2 separate regions of the Mus musculus genome follow, and region 1 is linked to region 2. Evidence: chromatin loops called from intact Hi-C (ENCODE). Cell type or tissue: heart. All regions are shown on one strand. Links, peaks and the distances in the headings refer to the core of each region. The heading gives the core; the rest is flanking DNA.

Region 1 (8,585 bases), core at 263-8,262, 370 kb before region 2:
TATGGGGAGGGGAGATAAGAGAGTAGTAGAGGCAGAGTAAAGGGAGAGAGAGAGAGGAGAGGAGAGGAGAGGAGAGGAGAGGAGAGGAGAGGAGAGGAGAGGAGAGGAGAGGAGAGGAGAGGAGAGGAGAGGAGAGGAGAGGAGAGGAGAGGAGAAGTAGAGGCCGGCCATAACCACGTGGAGAGAAGGGGGAAGGAAAGGGGGAGAGAGGGAGAGCAAGGGCTCAAGAGAGAGAGAGAGAGACAGAATAAGAGAGAGGAGGAGGCAAGCAGCCCCCTTTATAGTGAGCCAGGCCTACCTAGCTGTTACCAGGTAACTGTGGGGGTAGAATCCAGACAGAATACCAATGAGTGAATAAGTAAAGAGGTGACTGAGATCAGTGTGTGTGTGTGTGTGTGTGTGTGTGTGAGTGTGTGTGTGTGTGCCACACAGGTGGAGGCCATAGGTCAACCTTGGGTCCTGTTGTGGTAAATATTCAACCCAAATATGCCCCAGCAACATGAAAACAGAGCTCAATTAACATGAATCCATGCTGTGTGTCTAGATTGGGCAGATCTACCCATACACTACCAGTTTCTCAGGACAGCACGGCCTTGGGTTTAGCTTTATTATCTGTTTTGGCCTCTATTAGCTTTGTCTTAGTTTTGTTTTGTTTGTCCTCCCCACCCCCCAGTTGCTGTGATATACCCTGCTGAAAGTAAGTCAAGGAAGAAAGGATTAATTTTGGGTGACAGTTCCAGGGGGCACTTCATCATGGGGAGGAATCCATGGTGGCTTGAAGCTGCTGGCCACACCCCATGCACAGTTGGGAAGCAGAGAGCAATGCTCAGCTCCTTTTGTCTGGCATCCTAGCCAGGGGAATGGTGCCGCCCATATGGGCAGGTCTTTCCACTCAATTAATGTAATCACCCATGGGCATGTCTAGAGGCCTGTCTCTCAGGTGATTCTAGATTCTGTCCAGTTGACAATCTATGCTAACCATCAAAGACCTGGAGCCCTCAGTTTCTGCTAAGCTGGGTGGCCAGCCAGCCCCAGGGACCTGCCTGACTCCCCAGTACCCCCCCACAGTCTCATCAAAGCAAATGTCACACCCCTCCACATGTTTTCTTTCAAGGTCCCTAGAAATGGGACTCCACCCAAAGCCTGCTACATAGACATCTCATCATCTTCCCCTTCCAGAATCGTCCTGTCTAGAATGTAACTCCGTTCCACTTCCTCCAGGAAGCCCTCTGGGATATAGCCATTCACAAACAAATCTCTCTTACCCAACTCTCCGGGGGTTCTTATGCGACTTCGAACATTTCACTCATCTTTTTCTCTTTCCTGTCTGGGCCTGTGAGTAGGGTCTTCCATCCCTGGCTGCTTCTGTCCTCGCCCCCGCACCCTCGCCTTGTGCACAGAAGATGCACGTCTGGCTTGTTAAGCCAGCACCTCTGTTTAATTGAATCACTGCTTCCCTCTCTAGAGTTCTCTGCTTTCCTCGTGAGCAAGGCCAGGCCTCCCGCATCCTTCCTCTGGAAGGAAACAAAGCAAAAGGCATTGCCAACGGGGCTTCTTTCTCCATCCCAGGAGACCCGGGTTTTGTAAATCCAGCTTCTTTGCCATCTCTGGTTCTTTTCCGGTCACACTCTGTAAAGACTTAAGGACTGGGGAGGACAGAAGTCCAAAATTAAGCCAGGGGTTCAGAGTTTATCATGTAATAAATAAACTCCGAGGAATGCCAGTGCCCTACATCCAGAGTCTGCGGAGATGGGGGACAGCTGGGGAAAGGTGTCAGGTCTCTGAGTCCATTAACAACGTGGCTTTTAGGCCCCCTGGGGACTCCCGCATAACCCAGGAGGGTGATGTGCCTCTGTAGATGGAGTTTAAGTGACACCCCCAGGTGGGGCAGGTCTGATTCATCTGTGATGATACAGCAGGTGGGGGCAGGGCGGCAGCTACCTAGTTTGAGCAGCCAGACAGGAGGCTAGTCTCACAGGGGAGCCCCACAGTGAAGGAAATTTACAGCCTGTGTTGGAGCCAGAGAAAGTGGAATTGAACTTGGGCGATAATCAGTCTGATTAGGTTTGGCCTCCTGGAGGGAGCCAGAGGGAGGGAGGGAAGCAGAGCCAAGGAGAACAGGGGGGTTGGGAAGCCAGGCTAGCCAGCTAGCGTGGAGGTGCAAGCCCTAGAGGTGTCTTGAGGTCAAGAGCAACTGGAGGGCTGGGAGCAACGAGTGGTGGTGATGGGGTGGGGGCACTTAGCTATAGCCTGCAGTCGAAGCACTTGGGAGAATGAAGCAGGAGCTTTAGTTAAAAGGCTCTAGGCCAGCCTGGGCTGCACAGCGCCAAGCTCTGTGCCAGCTGCCCCACCCCCATCACCATCCCAAGAACAAGAAAAAAAAACAGTGGGGGAAATTGTGTGGATGAGTGAACCCCAATGTACAGAAAGTGAGTGAGTGAGGTTACCAGGCTGGGCGTACCTGGGCTCAGGTTACCACCACGATGAGGAAGCTGGGGGGGGGGGGGGAGGCTGGAGTGCCCATGACCTCACCTCCCTGTGTTGGCTTACAAGGCAGGTGCTGGCATGATGAAAGGCTCAGATCCTTCACTGGAGCAGGGTGTGATGGTGCAGGCCTGCTAAGACCCTACTTGGAGATTGAAGGCAAGATGATGGAAGAAAGTTCAAGGCCAGCCTGGGCTACATAGGGAGTTCGAGGCCAGCCTGGAACTGGCCTTATACTTAGTGAGACCTTGTCTCAAAAAGCAAAAGGAAGGCCACCAGGGGTGTTTTTCAGTGGTAGAGCCCCTGCCTAGAATCCCCCAGGGAGGGGCTGGGGGCATGGCTCAGTGGTTAGAGTACTAAACATGGGTGAGACTCTAGTTTCAACCCTCAGTTTAGGGAGAAAAAAAAAAAAACCAAACCACCTTCATAAACAGTCCCCACCACATCTTGCTGGCCATCTTTGGTGGCCTCGGCTTGTAGACTCATCACCTTCCTCATCCCATCTCCCTGTGTTACCTGGCATTCCCTTATCATGTGTGTCTTTGTGTGCAAACATCCCCTCTTGGTAAGAATAACTTTCAGCTAGGGTCCGCCCTCTTTTAGTGTGAGCCTGTTTGCTGTCACTGCTGTTTAAATCTTGGAGAAAGGACTTACTATGATGCCCTGGCTGTTGTTGACCTTCTGACCATCTTTCCTCCACCTGCCAGTCCCCTCAGACTGTCACTTTAGCACTCTGGGCACACCACTGGTCTGTGCCTCGGTTGCCCTCATTTATGATATGACGGTCGCTCTGTTTTTCACATTTGGCTAATTAATGGTTAACTATTGTGTGCATGTCTTTGAGCGTGTGTAGAGCTCAAGCTTGAGCATACAGGAGTCTGGGATTCTTTGCTGCTGTGGTGTAGGTCTCAGCAAGCTTGGGTTGTCAGGTTTGGCAGCATGTGAGTCATCCTTCAGGTCCTGGTCACTCCTTTTTTTACAAGTGTGACATCAGGGTTCAGGAGAAGCGACCTTCCCAGATTTACCCAGGTGGCCAGTGGCTGCTGAGTGTGGGAGCCGGCCAGTGTCTGCGTGGCTGGGTGGATGAGAGCAGACAGGGAAAGCTGTCGGCATGGATCGTGGGAGGTAGAGTTGAGAGCCCAGTGAAAGTCCGTCTCTTGGTGTGGTGGTGCACGCCTGTAATCCCAGCACTCAGAAGGCAGAGGCAGGAAGATCAGAAGTTCAGGGTTATCCTCAGCAACATCTCAAGTGGAAGAGCAGCCTGGTCTACAAGAGACCCTGTTTCAGATGAAAAGAAAAAGAGGGGAAAGGTCTTCCTCCCGTTTCGTGGATGAGCAGGTTCATGAGAGAGAATTCCTTCTTTTTTTAAATTAAAAATTTACTTGTTTTATTCATGTGCACGTGTGCATGTACATGTGTGCATTCACACGTGTGTATGTGCGTATATGTGTGTGCACATGTGTGTGTGCATGTGTGTATGTGCATGTGTGTATGCATGTGTGTGCATGCATGATGCATGTGTGTATGTGGGTGTGTATGCATGTGTGTGTGTGCTCACGTGCATGAATGCTCCAAGGCTTTCTTGCCTTGACAAGTAAGGTCAAAGAAAACTGCCAGGAATTGGTTCCCTCCTACCCTGTGTGCCCCAATAAACAAACTCAAGTCGTCAGGCTTGGTAGCTTGTGCCTTTAACCAATGATCCATCTTGCCAGGCCCCTGAGAAGCAGCTCTTAACGTGAAGACATCTAGATTCAACACACTGAGGGTTTTGAGAATAAATGCAAAAATGAACCAAGTGTAGGCTGCAGATTTTCTAAGGGAAATGGCTAAGAAACTGACCAATGCCTGCAGATGCTCAGCGTTCACACGAGGGGGCAGCAGAGTCCAGGTTCTGTCTTAGATTAGACTCTAAAGTGCCTTGGAGTAGGAGGCCTTCTAAGGGCAAAATGGACACTCAGTCTAGAGGCCAGAAGAATAGAAAATGAATGTTGGGCCATGCCTTTAATTCCAGCACTCAGGAGGCAGGTGGATCTCTATAAGTCAGAGGCCAGCCTGATTTACACAGCAAGTTCTTGGCTGGCCAGTGCTACATAGTGACACACTGTCTCAAATAAATAAATAAATAAATAAACAAACAAATGAACTGGAGAGATGTCAGCAGTTAAGAGCACTGGCTGTTCTTCCAGAGGACCTGGGTTCAATTCCCAGTATCCACAGGTCAACTCACAACTGTCTGTAACTTCCCTTCCAGGAGATCTGACTCCTTCATACATGCAGGCAAAACACCAATGCATATAAAATATAAACAAACAAACAAGCAAACAAACAACCCAGAATCATCTCCAAGGATTGGAGGGAGGGCTCACTGGGTAAAGTACTTGCTATACAAGTGTAAAGACCTGAGTTAGAACCCACAGAATCACATATAGATGAACCAGTAGCACACATTTGAACTTCCAGTGTTCCTATGTTGAGATGGGAACCAGAGCCTGGAAGTTGGTGGCTCAGCCGGTCTGGCACAGGCAGCAGTGAACAGGAAGACATCTCCGCCAAGATGAGAGGGAAATTGGAGGACATTAGAGGTTATTCTCATGTTCTCCGTGGCACACATTCCCCCACACAAACCTATACATGCACACATTACAAAGCTAAAAAGAATCAAATTTAAAACGTATGCCTCACAAGTCAGTGAGAATATCTCAGCAGATAAAGGTGCTTGCTGCCAAGCCTGACTACCTGAGTTCAGTGCTCCAGACTCACACATTATAAAGAGAACCAACTCCCACAAGTTGTTTTCTGACCATGCGTGTGGTAGCACACACCTGTGTGAGCCCCTCTGAGCACACACAAACACATGTGAGAATAAAACATCTGCAAAATGTTCAGACTTGTAGCAGAGTAGTAGACCTGAGGAATGACCTGGTTCTTGTTAGGCAGAAGGTCAGACTGGATCCAAGTGGTCACATGATTCCCCACAGTGGGGAGGAGAGAGCTGGAAATATAGGAGTCCCATCTCTTAGGAGCTCTCCGAAGAAACATGAGCTTTGTCCGAGGGAAAGTATAGAACTTGGGTTATTTTTTAAATGTACTATTATTTTGCGTATGTAGAGTGTGTATGCTCATGTGTGCATGTGGAGTGTATATTCATGTGTGTGTGTGTGTGCTCATGTATATATGCAGTGTGTGCTCATGTGTGTATGCAGAGTGTGTGTGCGTGCTCATGTGTGTATGCAGAGTGTCTGTGTGCTCATATGTGCATGTGGAGTGTGTGTGCTACATGTGTGTATGCAGAGTGTATGTGCTCATGTGAGTATGTGAAGTGTGTATGCACATGTGTGTGTATGTGGAGTGTATGTGATCATGTGTGTATGCAGTGTGTGGAGTGTGTGTGTGCTCATGTGTGCATGTGGAGTGTGTATGCATGTGTTTGTGTGTATGTGGAGTGTAGGTATCTGTGCTCATGTATGTGGAGTGTGTATGCATGTGTGTGTTCTCATGTGTGTATGCGGAGTATGTGTGTGTTTGCACACGCATACATGGAGACCAGAGGAGAAAGTCAGGTGACTTGTTCCATTGCTCATTCCTTCAGATGGGGCCCTGGATCTGCAGCTAGGCTGGGAGCTGGGATTCCAGACAATGTGGGTAACCATGTGCAGCTTTTTTATTTTTTTAAATGTTTATTTTCTGAGACAGAGTCAAATCGTATGGCTCTCTACTGGTCGGTTTTCTGTGTCAATGTGATATAAGCTAGAGTCATCAGAGAGAAAGGAGCCTCAGTTGAGGAAATGCCTCTGTGAGATCCAGCTGTAAGGCATTTTCTCAGTTAGTGATAAATGGGGGTGGTGCAATACCTGGGCTGGTGGTACTGGGTTCTGTAAGAGAACAGGCTGAGCAAGCCATGGAGAGCAATACAGTAAGCAACATCCTTCCATGGCCTCTGCATAAATTCTGGTCTCCAGGTTCCTGTCCTGCTTGAGTACCTGTCCTGACTTCCTCCAATGAAGTGATCTGGAAGTATAAGCTGAGTGAATCCTTTCCTTCCCAGCTTGCTTTTTGGTCATAGTGTTTTAGTAGTAGCAGTAGAAATCCTAACTAAGACAGGCTCTGACTGGCTGGAACTCACTCTGTAGACCAGGCTGGCCTTGAATCACAGAGACATGCCTGCCTCTGTCTCCCGAGTGCTAGGACTAAAGGTTTGAGGCATCAAACCTGGCAATCACAGCTTCTTAAAGCATTTAGTACACTTTAATTATGTATTTTGTGTGAGTATATGTATGGACGTGTGCACACACATGTGTCACAGTGCACATGTGAGGATCAGAGGTCAGTGTGTGGGGGTTGATTCCCTCCTATCAGGTCTGCTTTGACAGGAAGTACCTTTAGTCACTGAGCTATCTTGCCAGTTCTCCTCTTTTGCTTAACTTGGCTTCTGGATTTCAACTCAGGTCTTCATGCTTGCCCAAAAAGCCATCTCTCCAGACCCCAGAGAGCTTGACCCTCTTCCTGCCTCAGGTGTGTGAATAGGTGTGGTCCTGCCTCATGTCATCCCCCAGAGATCAGCAAGTGATGCTTGGGAATGTTGGGGGTGAAGACGTTCCCTCTCATGGTGTTGAGGGTTGAATTGCATCCTGGAGGGAAGAGGAGGTCCAGGACCCTGTATAGTGTGGCAAGTGGAGAAAGTTCTAGAGTCTGTAAAACTTGAAACCAGTTTGACATGGTTACTTTTAGCTATTATAATCATATATGAGGGGAGAGGGTCAGAGAGGCTATTAAGAGTGTGACCGTTCTTTTTAAGCCCTCACCTTTCTTACTCTCTAGCCCTCCTTCTCCCCCCCTCCACATGGCCATGGCCAGTCTCTCTCTACCTTCTGTCTTTCTCCCTGCCTTTCTACAATAAATCTCTAAAACCATTTTTTTTTTTAAAAAGAGTGTGATTGCTCTTACAAAGGAATTTGACTTCACTTCCCAGCACTAGAAAAAAAGACAATAATAGCCTGTTACTACAGTCCTGAGGCTCTGATGCCCTCTTCTGGATATCATGGGCAATTGCATGCATGTGCACACACACACACACACACACACACACACACACACACACACAGATATGCACACACAAGCATAATTAAAAACAAAATAAGTATTAAAAATAAGCATATAATTGTATTTACATTGAATGCAATAAAATAAAAGCTTTAATCATACCCAGTCTTAAAAAGAAATTTAAAACTAAGCATGCCCTTGTAAAGACAGATGGTCTATGTTAAAAACAGTGCTTGCCATGGAGATGGGAGGTAATCTTTCTTAGAAGCGTGCTTTGCTGATGGTAAAATGCAACCCAAAGTTAAAACAACCGACGATGGCAGCGGGCCAGGCACTGTCCTTGGTGCTGATTGCCGGACCACGGGTAGGAGACATCTCTGGGCATGGGATTCTGGGAGGTTTCGCCTACCATCGTAACATGACCACTGCAGTTTCCATACTGTCGGCGCTTCCAGCATCATCTCTCTGGTACCCATTCTAGGTAACTGCAGGGTCTATTTCCCAGTAAGTCTCTATGCGGAATTCTCAATGTAGGGTGTGTTCCACCACGCTTGGCTAAACACGCTTCTCCTCAGTCCTCAGGTCCACAGATCCATGCAAAACCGCTTTTGTGTTAGTGTTTACAACGATGTCATGACTACCTGGGGCCTCTGAATCTGGATCTGAAAAGAGAAACAGAAACAGATAAGGGCTGAACACAGGAGAAATCTAGTTTGCAAATCATGTAAGACTCGAGTCTATAGAAGACTCAGCTGGAACTTTTAAAAAAAGTTTTTCTTTCTTTCTTTCTCTCTCTCTCTCTCTCTCTCTCTCTCTCTCTCTCTCTCTCTCTCTCTCTCTCTTTCTTTCTTTCTTTCTTTCTTCCTTCCTTCCTTCCTTCCTCCTTCCTTCCTTCTTCCTTCCTTCTTTCTTCCTTCCTTCCTTTCTCTTTGTCTCTGTCTCTCTCTCCCTTTCTTTCTCTTTTTTCTTTTGAGACAGAGTGTCACTATATATCCCTGGATAGCTTGGATCTTACTCTGTAGACCAGGTTGGCCTTGAACTCACAGAGATCCACCTGCCTC
Region 2 (8,585 bases), core at 307-8,306:
GAGTGAGTTTCAAGACAGCCAAGACTACACAGAGAAACCCTGTGTTGGAAAAAAAAATTATATTTGTATGTGATTTTGTTTGCAAGTATATCTGTGCATGGTGGGCATGCCCATGCCCAGGGAGGGCAGAAGAGGGTGTTGAATCCCCTGTCACTGGAGGAGCCAGGAGGGTTCTGGGAATTGAACCAGAGTCGTCTGGAAAAGCAGCTGGTGTTTTTGACCACTGAACCCATCTCTCCAGTCCCTCCTTTATGTACCTTCTATTCAGTTTATTAGTCCTTTAATTAAGGATTTATGTCCTGGTGATCTGGGGCGATCTTTGTAATTCTAGGCACAATCTCCTGTCAGATGTGTGGGTGGCAAAGGTTTTCTCCAAGACCGTAAGCATCTCTTCACTCTGCAGGTTTGCTTTTGAAACAAGAGTAGCCCAGGCTGGTCTCAAACCCACCCTCCTGCTTCAGCTTAAGCGTCAAGATAATATATGCATGTGATCACACCCAGGTCAGTTGGCTTTTCAGAAACAAGCCTGTGAGCCACTGTGTAGCTCCTAAAGCCAATCAACACGTCTCAGGAGAAAGCTTTCAGACGTTGGTTCTCTCCCATTACGTGGGCTCTGGGGATTAAACTCAGGCGGTCAGGCTTGCCTTTACCCCTGGAGCCATCTTGGTAGCCCCTCCAATTTCTCTTCGGTATTTAGTTTGGGCCCCGAGCCCATGGATGGAATGCTGCCATCCACATAAAGAGCAGGTTCTCCCTACCTCAGCTAAACACATGCCCAGAGGAGTGTCTACTGGGTGATTTTACATCTAAGCAAGCTGGCAAGAAAGATTAAACAGCTGAACTAGGTTGATCTCAGACTCTAGACTACCGATGCCCAGCAACACATGAGCTCTTCGGGAACAGGAATCAAGTGTAACAGTCAAAACTGTCAGTTCAAGAGCTAGGGGCTTAGCCGTAGAAGGGCTACTTAGAATCCACCACTGAAGAGCTGGGGGCGTGGCTCAGCAACAGTAGACTTACTTTGGGTAAAAAGGCCCTAGGTTTGACTACCAGCAAACAAACCGTCAGTTTTGCATGTGTATGTGTGAGTACCAGTACATGTGCTACAGTTTACGTGTAAGTCACCTTCCACTTCGAGCCAGGGTTTCTTGCTGCTGATGTTTATGCCGGAGCAGCTAGCCCACAAGCTAGCGAGGATTCGCCCATCTCTGATACCTATCTCACTGTAGAAGCATGGGAATTGGATTCAAGAGCTGCAATGCTCCGCAGAAAAATGAGTTCTGCTGATTCAAATATTCATGATTATTTGACAAGTGCCTTGCCTATTGAGCCATCTCCCCATCCCTCCCCCGTCATAATTCTTGTGGTTACTAGGAATTGAACCTCTGGCCTAATCCTATGCTAGGCAACTAGGTAACACTCACTAGTCACGATTCCTTTGCTGAGTTATATCCACAAAGAACTTCCCTCACCTTTAAACCTTCTCTTTTCCCAAGCCTGGGAACCATGAGAGCCGGATACATCCCAGCTGTAGCTAGCTCAGTCGATGAGTCTACTCTCTCATCTTCCTGAGAGCACACTGTAACAATTAAGCTTCCGTGTTACACTCAACAAATTTGATTCCCGTCATACTGTGGTTCAATGTGAGATGCCTTACTGTGGCCTATATACTTGCTCTTTCCTACCATTTTCCTATTCAAGTACACACAGAATTACACTAGGAAAAAGAGGCCATTCGAAGCCCGGCACCAACACAACTTAATAATTTATTATACAGGACAAGGAAGATTCACTTCTCGGGCTCTCCATTCTCAGTCCTCTAGGCTGAAGTAACAAGGTAACAAGAGGCTCAGGACAGAACTCAGAACAAGAGCCACTATGAAGCACTAGAAACCTCGGCCACATGGATGTGTGTGCTCAGAAGCCTTGGTGGGTCCAAGTCAGCCTCCCTTCAGTTACTTGGGCGTGACCCTGAAGACTCGGATGTGGATGGCTGAGTTGTTCCTGACCCTCGTCAGGGGCTCCCGAGAGTCAGTCTCTGGCTCCAACTCGTCCACCAGCTCCACGGTGGAGGTATTGGCGGCCACCTGTAGGGACCCAAAGCTGCCCGCCTGCAGCTGCAGGGCGATGTTGATGGCCCGGTTGATGGCCAGGCCCAAGCCATGAATGTAGATTTCAGTGCATGCGTTCTGCCCCCTAGTGCCTCCGTCCAGGAGCTTTTGGCAGCGAGCTAGCTGGGCCTTAAAGTCAGTCTTCATGTTGACATAAATGTCGTTGGGCCTCCGGGGCAAGCGGTGGGGAAGTCGCTTCCGAAGGGTGTACTCCACAGGGTCCAGCTCAGCCTCGATGGCACAGCGGGGTTCTCTGTTTTCTGCCATGCTCTGAGTCCTGGCATGGAGAAGGAACAAGATTCAGGGAGGTCAGGAGAATCCTTTCTTGCCCGGCTTTCTAAGGGTGCAACCAGAAGGGGGCGCCCTCAACACCCTCTTCCTTCCCAGTGTCTCAAGCCCTTCCACTTCCGCTTTCTCCACTCCCAGTTTTAATTCATTCATCACGTGGTTCCCATTCCCGGCGTGTCCACGCCTACCTTCTTCCTTCCTCAGTGCCCTTCACTCGCGTGAGCCTCGCCGACCGATCCAAGTGGACGTCGCTGGCCTCGATATGCAGAAGAAGAACGGAGAAGGGATCGGAAGAGGAACGCCGGGCAGGCTCGCCAGCAAGGGCTACGCACTGCGCACGCGCGTCCCCGCTCCAAGCCGGAACCGATAAGCTTATGGCCTTCTAGGCTTCCGTACTCTCCGCCTCCTTTCCTCGTGCGCGTGCGCAAGGCGATTTAAGGCTCGCGAGACTTGAGGGTTCGCAGGGTTCTAGTGAGCGCTTCGAAGGGCGGGACTAGCTAGCAGAGGCGGGGCTAATTGACAGAGGCGGGCCCAAGAGGGGCGTGGCGTGGATCGCCCAGTTCTCCCCTCCCCGGGCAGGGCGGGACTCGAGGATCGAGGCGGGAAGCAGGGCTGGAAAAGGGGGTTCGGGCAGCGACCCCGGGTCAGCATTGGAGCTGGGATCGCAGGGGCCGGAAGCCTGTAGTCCACGTCCATCCCACTTCTGAGCAGTGGAGTTGACAGCTGACCTCCCGCCCGACGTCCTGACAGCCCCGGAAGCCGAGAAATCGAAGGGATCGTGTCCACCATGATGGACTCCTCCCTCTGCGAGGGACCCACATGAGGTGCCAAGTGTTGGCAGCTTCCCGCCACACCTCTTAACTGTCCCGCCGCACTCGAGCTGCTTCCCGCGACCGGCAAGCCATGACCGGCCGCTCCCTGGCGGAAGGGACAGGAACTGCAGTGCTTGGGTTCCTAGCCCCTGAAAGTTAGTGGGAATCTGGATCTCTGCCCGCAATGGTAAAGCATTTGGACCGTTCCCTGCAGAAAGGCGTGAAGCCTGCTTTGGGGCTTCGTCCTAGATACATCTCCAGGCCACTTACCTAGGCTGAATCTGACTGAAGGCTGGAAAGGGAAGTGTGCACTCTGCTATATAGCCAACCTTGAACTTCTGATCCCCCTGCCTCCACCTTGTGAGTGCCAGGGTTATAACCGCAGGGACTCACTCAACTGAGATACATCCCTAACTTCTAGGATTTAGGTTAAAATGGAAGGTTTGACATGCTAGACCTCAGTTTACTCCGAGCTGATCTATATATTTAATGAACATTTAGAGGAGTCTCAGGAAGAGTTGCACATATAAACCAAAAAATCTTTTTTTGGGGGGTGGGGGTGGGGATAGGGTTTAACGATGTAGCTCAGGCTAGCCTAGAACTCATGCTCCTGCCTTGGCCTCCCCAGCGCTAATGTTTTAGGTGTGCACGACTGCACCATTTTAATAAACTTATCCTAAAACTTATGGCAAATAAATAGACTGAATAAAATGATTTTGTAACGTTGTTGGACTCAACTGTCTTAGCAATTACGAGCACTTTCTGCTCTTCAAGATGACTCTCTTGAAGAGGACTCGAGTTTGTTCCCGGTACCCATGTTGAATGTTAAGTCCAGCTTCAGGAGACCTGACACCCTCCTCTGGCCTGTGTGTGTGCCCAGACACACACAGGCACATATATAAAAATTTAAAAATATATATTTACTTTTAAAGCTATGGCTATTGTGTGTATGCAGTGCAGGGACCATACACGTTGTGAAGTCGATTCCTCAACCTTTATATTGGTTCTGAGGAGCAAAGGCTCACACAGCAAGGACTTCACAGCTCACACACTGATCCATCTTGCCAGCCCCTTAAGACTTACCATGCAAATACGGTCATTAAGAAAAGTGTGCTGTTGGCAGGTGTATATATACAAAAATCAATAAAATAGAGAACTCAGAAACACTCAAGTACACCAAGCCATTGGAGAAAGGGCCTCACAGCCAGGCTGGCATCAAACTCAGTGAGCGTGCCCTTGAAGGTTGGCTCAACTGCCTCCCGCTGCCAAGTGTGGGAATTACAGGTGTGGGCCAGCATAGCTGATTCATGCAGTGTACTTGCTACCATTTGAGTTATAGCTCCGGCCAACTCATTGTCTTGACAGAAATGCAAACATAGCACAATGCAAAAGGACTGTGTATCGAGTGCTTCTGAAACAGACCCGAGGGTGGGGGAGGGCCTTAAGACCATAGCGTGGCCAGTGGCTCTGAATATGAAACTGTTAACTATAAAACAAATGGAGAAAATGTAAGGGGATTCTTCAAGAGGCTAGTCAGGCAACCAGTCCAGAGACAGGGTCGAGGTGGGGTGGGGAAGACAGATAAGCTGTTGTTCATCAAAATTTCAAGGGTGGAGGGTCTAAGGTAAGGCTACCCACTGTGAAACCCAAGAACCTGAGGTGGGGCCCTGGGACCCACCATAATAGAAGAAAAAAGTCCACTCCCAAAAGCTTTCCTATGAGTGTATGTCCATGCTCATATACTCCCCAAACACACTCAAAATAAATAAATTTAAAAATAAAATTTAGAAACCTTTAAAGCTGGGCACGATGACTCACCCTGTAATACAAGCACTTAGGAGACTGCGGCAGGAGGATTGTCATGGCCTCGAGGCCAGGTTAAGCTAGAGCGCTCCAGACTGCAATGTGAGACCCTGTCTCAAAAAGAAAACTTTTATGAACAACCAAAATAATATGAAAACAGGATGCACAAAGCTGGGTGTGGTGGTGCACGCTTGGTCCAGGCATGCAGGAGGTAGAGGGCAGGAGGCCTAGTCCCATCCTGGGCTATATAGCAAGTCTGAGGCCAGCTTAGGTCTGAGACCTGTCTATAGAGAGAAGGGCTGGAGAGATGACTCAGCGGGTGAAGTGCATTCTATCCAAGCCTAATGACCTGAGCCTGATGAACCGCAGGACCTACGTAAAGACGGGAGAGACCCGACACCACAGTAGTACTCTGACCTCCAAATGGTGATGTGGCTGGCACAGATATGCTCTCGCCCAACATACACCATTCACACGTGCACATATGATAATAATAGTAATAATGATAATAACACAAATTATAAAGGAGGAGATGGTAAAAGAAGCATGGTATGGGAGAATATATTTTCTTTTCATCATATATTTAATAAAAGATTTGTATCTAGACTATGTAAAAACTGGGAACTGAAGAGTTTACCCAAGTGGCATGGTGCCTGCAAAACCCAGATCTCTGCAGTTTGAAGGCTTAGGTAACAGGAACATGTTTCATAAAAGCAAACACACACACACATCCCAATGAGCAAAGACAGGAAATAAACAACCCTGCTAGTGGCAGTGATGCACACCTGTAATGCCAGCACACCAGAGGCAGAGGCAGGCAGGTCTCTGAGTTCCAGCCTGGTCTACAGAGTGAGTTTCAGGACAGGCAGGGCTACACAGAGAAACCCTGTCCAGAAAAAGAAAGAAAAGAATAGAAGAAAGGAAGGAAGGAAGAGAGGAAGGAAGGGAGGGAGGGAGGGAGGAAAGGAGGGAGGGAGGGAGGGAGGGAGGGAGGGAGGGAGGGAGGGAGGGAGGGAGGGAGAGAGGGAGGGAGGGAGGGAGGAAAGAAAGAAGAAACAAGAAACAACTCAATTACGAAATGGACAGACGTCCTGGACATTTCAGCATGGTCAAAGGATAAGTACCTCACAAAATGTTCAATATGATTAGCTATTAGGGAAATGCACATATAAAATGACAGTAATGTGAGGAGCCAGGGATGTGACTCTGTTGGTAGAGTGCTTGCCTAGTGCACAGAAAACCCTGGATTCCACCCCTAGCAAGGCATAAACCACAAGCCTGGGCACCTGTAATCCCAGCACTCAGTTGGTGTAGGCAGAGGGATGAGAAGTTCAAGGCATTCTCAAACACATAGTGGTGAGTTTGCGGCTCTGCTTTAAAAAAAAATGAATGAATGAAAGAATGAATGAATGAATGAAGAATCTTGACAATATCAAGTACAAATAAAAATGCAAAAAAAAATCAGGATCTCACGTCTTAGATTTCTGGAAATGTGAAATGGTTCAGGCATTTATTTTGAGACTTTTCCCTCTAAATTGAACAATGTTAGAAGGAGGCTTTTGAAGACTCAGGAAACATACAAGGCTCAGAAAGTTCCTGAAACTAACAAAATTCATAGGGGTGTGGATCTTGGTAAAGCTAGCTTTTAGTCCTTGCCTCAGTACACATGTTCTTTGTCTGTCTGTGTGTCCCTCTCCCTTTCTCTCTCTCTATGCATATGTACATATATATATATATATATATATCCACAAGTCCTACAGGGTGCTCCACAGTTGCAGCTTCATGATTTAGTACCCATGCAAGGTGGTCCTTCCAGTGTTATAGCTGCCTTTGAGTCATCCTTGATCTTCAAGAAACCCTAAGAAATTCATTGGTTCTCCAGGTTGGACTTTGGTAGAATTGTTTGGTCTGTGGGTGAATGGACATTTGTGTGTGTCTCCTCAGGAGAAGTTATCAAGGTATCATTCTAAAAAATACTTCTATAGTTCCCACTAAATGACCCAAGAAGAGCACTTCTGAACATTTAAAAGATTTTACAGCACGGCAGTACATTCCTGTAATACCAGCATCCGGACAGGAGGATTGCAAGTGGCAAGCTAGCCTGGGCTATGCAATAAGGCCCTGTCTCAAAACCAAACCAAAACAACAACAGAAAAACTATACAAGGCTGAGGCTGTATCAAAGCATGCTGGAGGCCCTGTGTCCAAGCCCCAGGACCACAAGACAACAGCAAAACCTTAGACATATAAAGAAAAATTTAAGCGGGGGTGATAGAGATGACCACGGTAGCTCTGTATTGAATAGCCCACAGTTGGAAATGCCAGATGCCTTTCAGGTAATAAGTGATAAAAGAGCAGACTGTGGATTGTCCACCCACAGAACGTTACTCAGCAACACAACTTGCATCGAGGAATTCTCTTGCGCTACGAGAATATTAGTTGTTTATGGGGCTGGGAGCATGGCTTAGTTGACACAGCATGCGAAGTCCTGAGTTTGTTCCCCAGGATCCACATAAAATCTTAAACGGAGCATGGGGGTGTGTGCCTGTAACCCTGCTGATGGCGAGACCAGAAGTAGAGACAGGAACTTCCCTATGGCCCAGGATCACACACCCAAAGTTTAAATATGATAAGGGTTATACTTAGTGGATTGAAGAACTTGGTTGCTGTAAGAAAGTGAACTTGAAAGTCCATTATATCCCATTATTTATAATAAACAGTTTCCAATGCATGACAGTGCACACCTGTAACGGCAGTACTGACAAGGCTGTAGCCAAGAGGACTGCCATTAGTTCAAGCCAGTCAGGGATACATTACAAAACCAGGTCGCAAGAAACTAAAATAGCCAACAAAAAAGCAAGCAAACAAACAAACAAAAAACAACCATTCAAAACACATCACCACTACCACAAAAAAAAAAAAAAACCCACTCATAAAAAAAAAAAAATAAACAAAGTTTGTAACGAGCATTCCATGATTCAAGCTGTGTGTGCCTTTCCCGGATATTTACAATCCTGTTTTACAAGCTGGATTCATGGTGGTTTGTACCCATAATTCCAAGAAAACGACAACTGAAGCAGGGATTCCTGTGGATGGAGGGCCAACCTTGGCTACATACAGAGACACCTTGTCTCAGGAAAACTGAAAACCAGTCAACCAACCAACCAAATACTGGGGACATATCTCAGTGGTGAAGTCCTCATTTAGTGTCCTAAAGTCCTGGGTTCAATCCCCACCACTGATGAAAAGAAAATAAAGAAGTGTGTGTGTGTGTATACTTAGCGTGTATGTGTGTATATATACATTCAGCATGTGTATACATACATACATACATACATACATACATAATTCAGGGATGCCCACTCCTGCAGGTTGTCCTCTGACCTCATGTGTGTCACAGCAGGTTCATGCACACCCACACATACGCACATATATATGTATCTGGGCTTTACAATGGAAATCAAAGCTCTCAACCAAAGCTTGGTTTTTCACCCTTTGCACGGCTGAATTCTATGGTCCATGCCTGTTCATTCTTCCACAATTCACTTTTCTTTAACTAACAACCCACCCAA

The links. Peaks named below come from ENCODE experiments on the same cell type or tissue, not always from the same donor. Only the 100,000 strongest peaks of a DNase experiment are listed, where the experiment ranks them.
Region 1: it touches region 2 in a loop (4-fold over the local background); 3 of 42 quality-filtered maps call a loop at or near these places.

Annotation. Positions count from the first base shown.
Region 1 is chr5:137,127,300-137,135,884 of GRCm38, forward strand. It overlaps Muc3 (mucin 3, intestinal), which reads right to left. Exons shown (of 13, transcript NM_010843.1): 13 at 7,625-8,186. The coding sequence ends at 8,145. Among named protein-coding and RNA genes, the nearest start is that of Trim56, 15 kb to the left of the region's middle. In heart, for the core only: no CTCF peak of the experiment used is centred there; no DNase peak of the experiment used is centred there; H3K27me3 peaks cover 1,947 bases.
Region 2 is chr5:137,499,692-137,508,276 of GRCm38, forward strand. It overlaps Pop7 (processing of precursor 7, ribonuclease P family, (S. cerevisiae)), which reads right to left and starts at 2,738. Exons shown (of 2, transcript NM_028753.2): 1 at 2,588-2,738; 2 at 1,748-2,388. The coding sequence starts at 2,378. The coding sequence ends at 1,956. In heart, for the core only: CTCF peaks have their summits at 2,446 (motif pointing right) and 3,327; a DNase peak (open chromatin) is centred at 2,870; H3K4me3 peaks cover 2,493 bases; H3K27ac peaks cover 2,229 bases.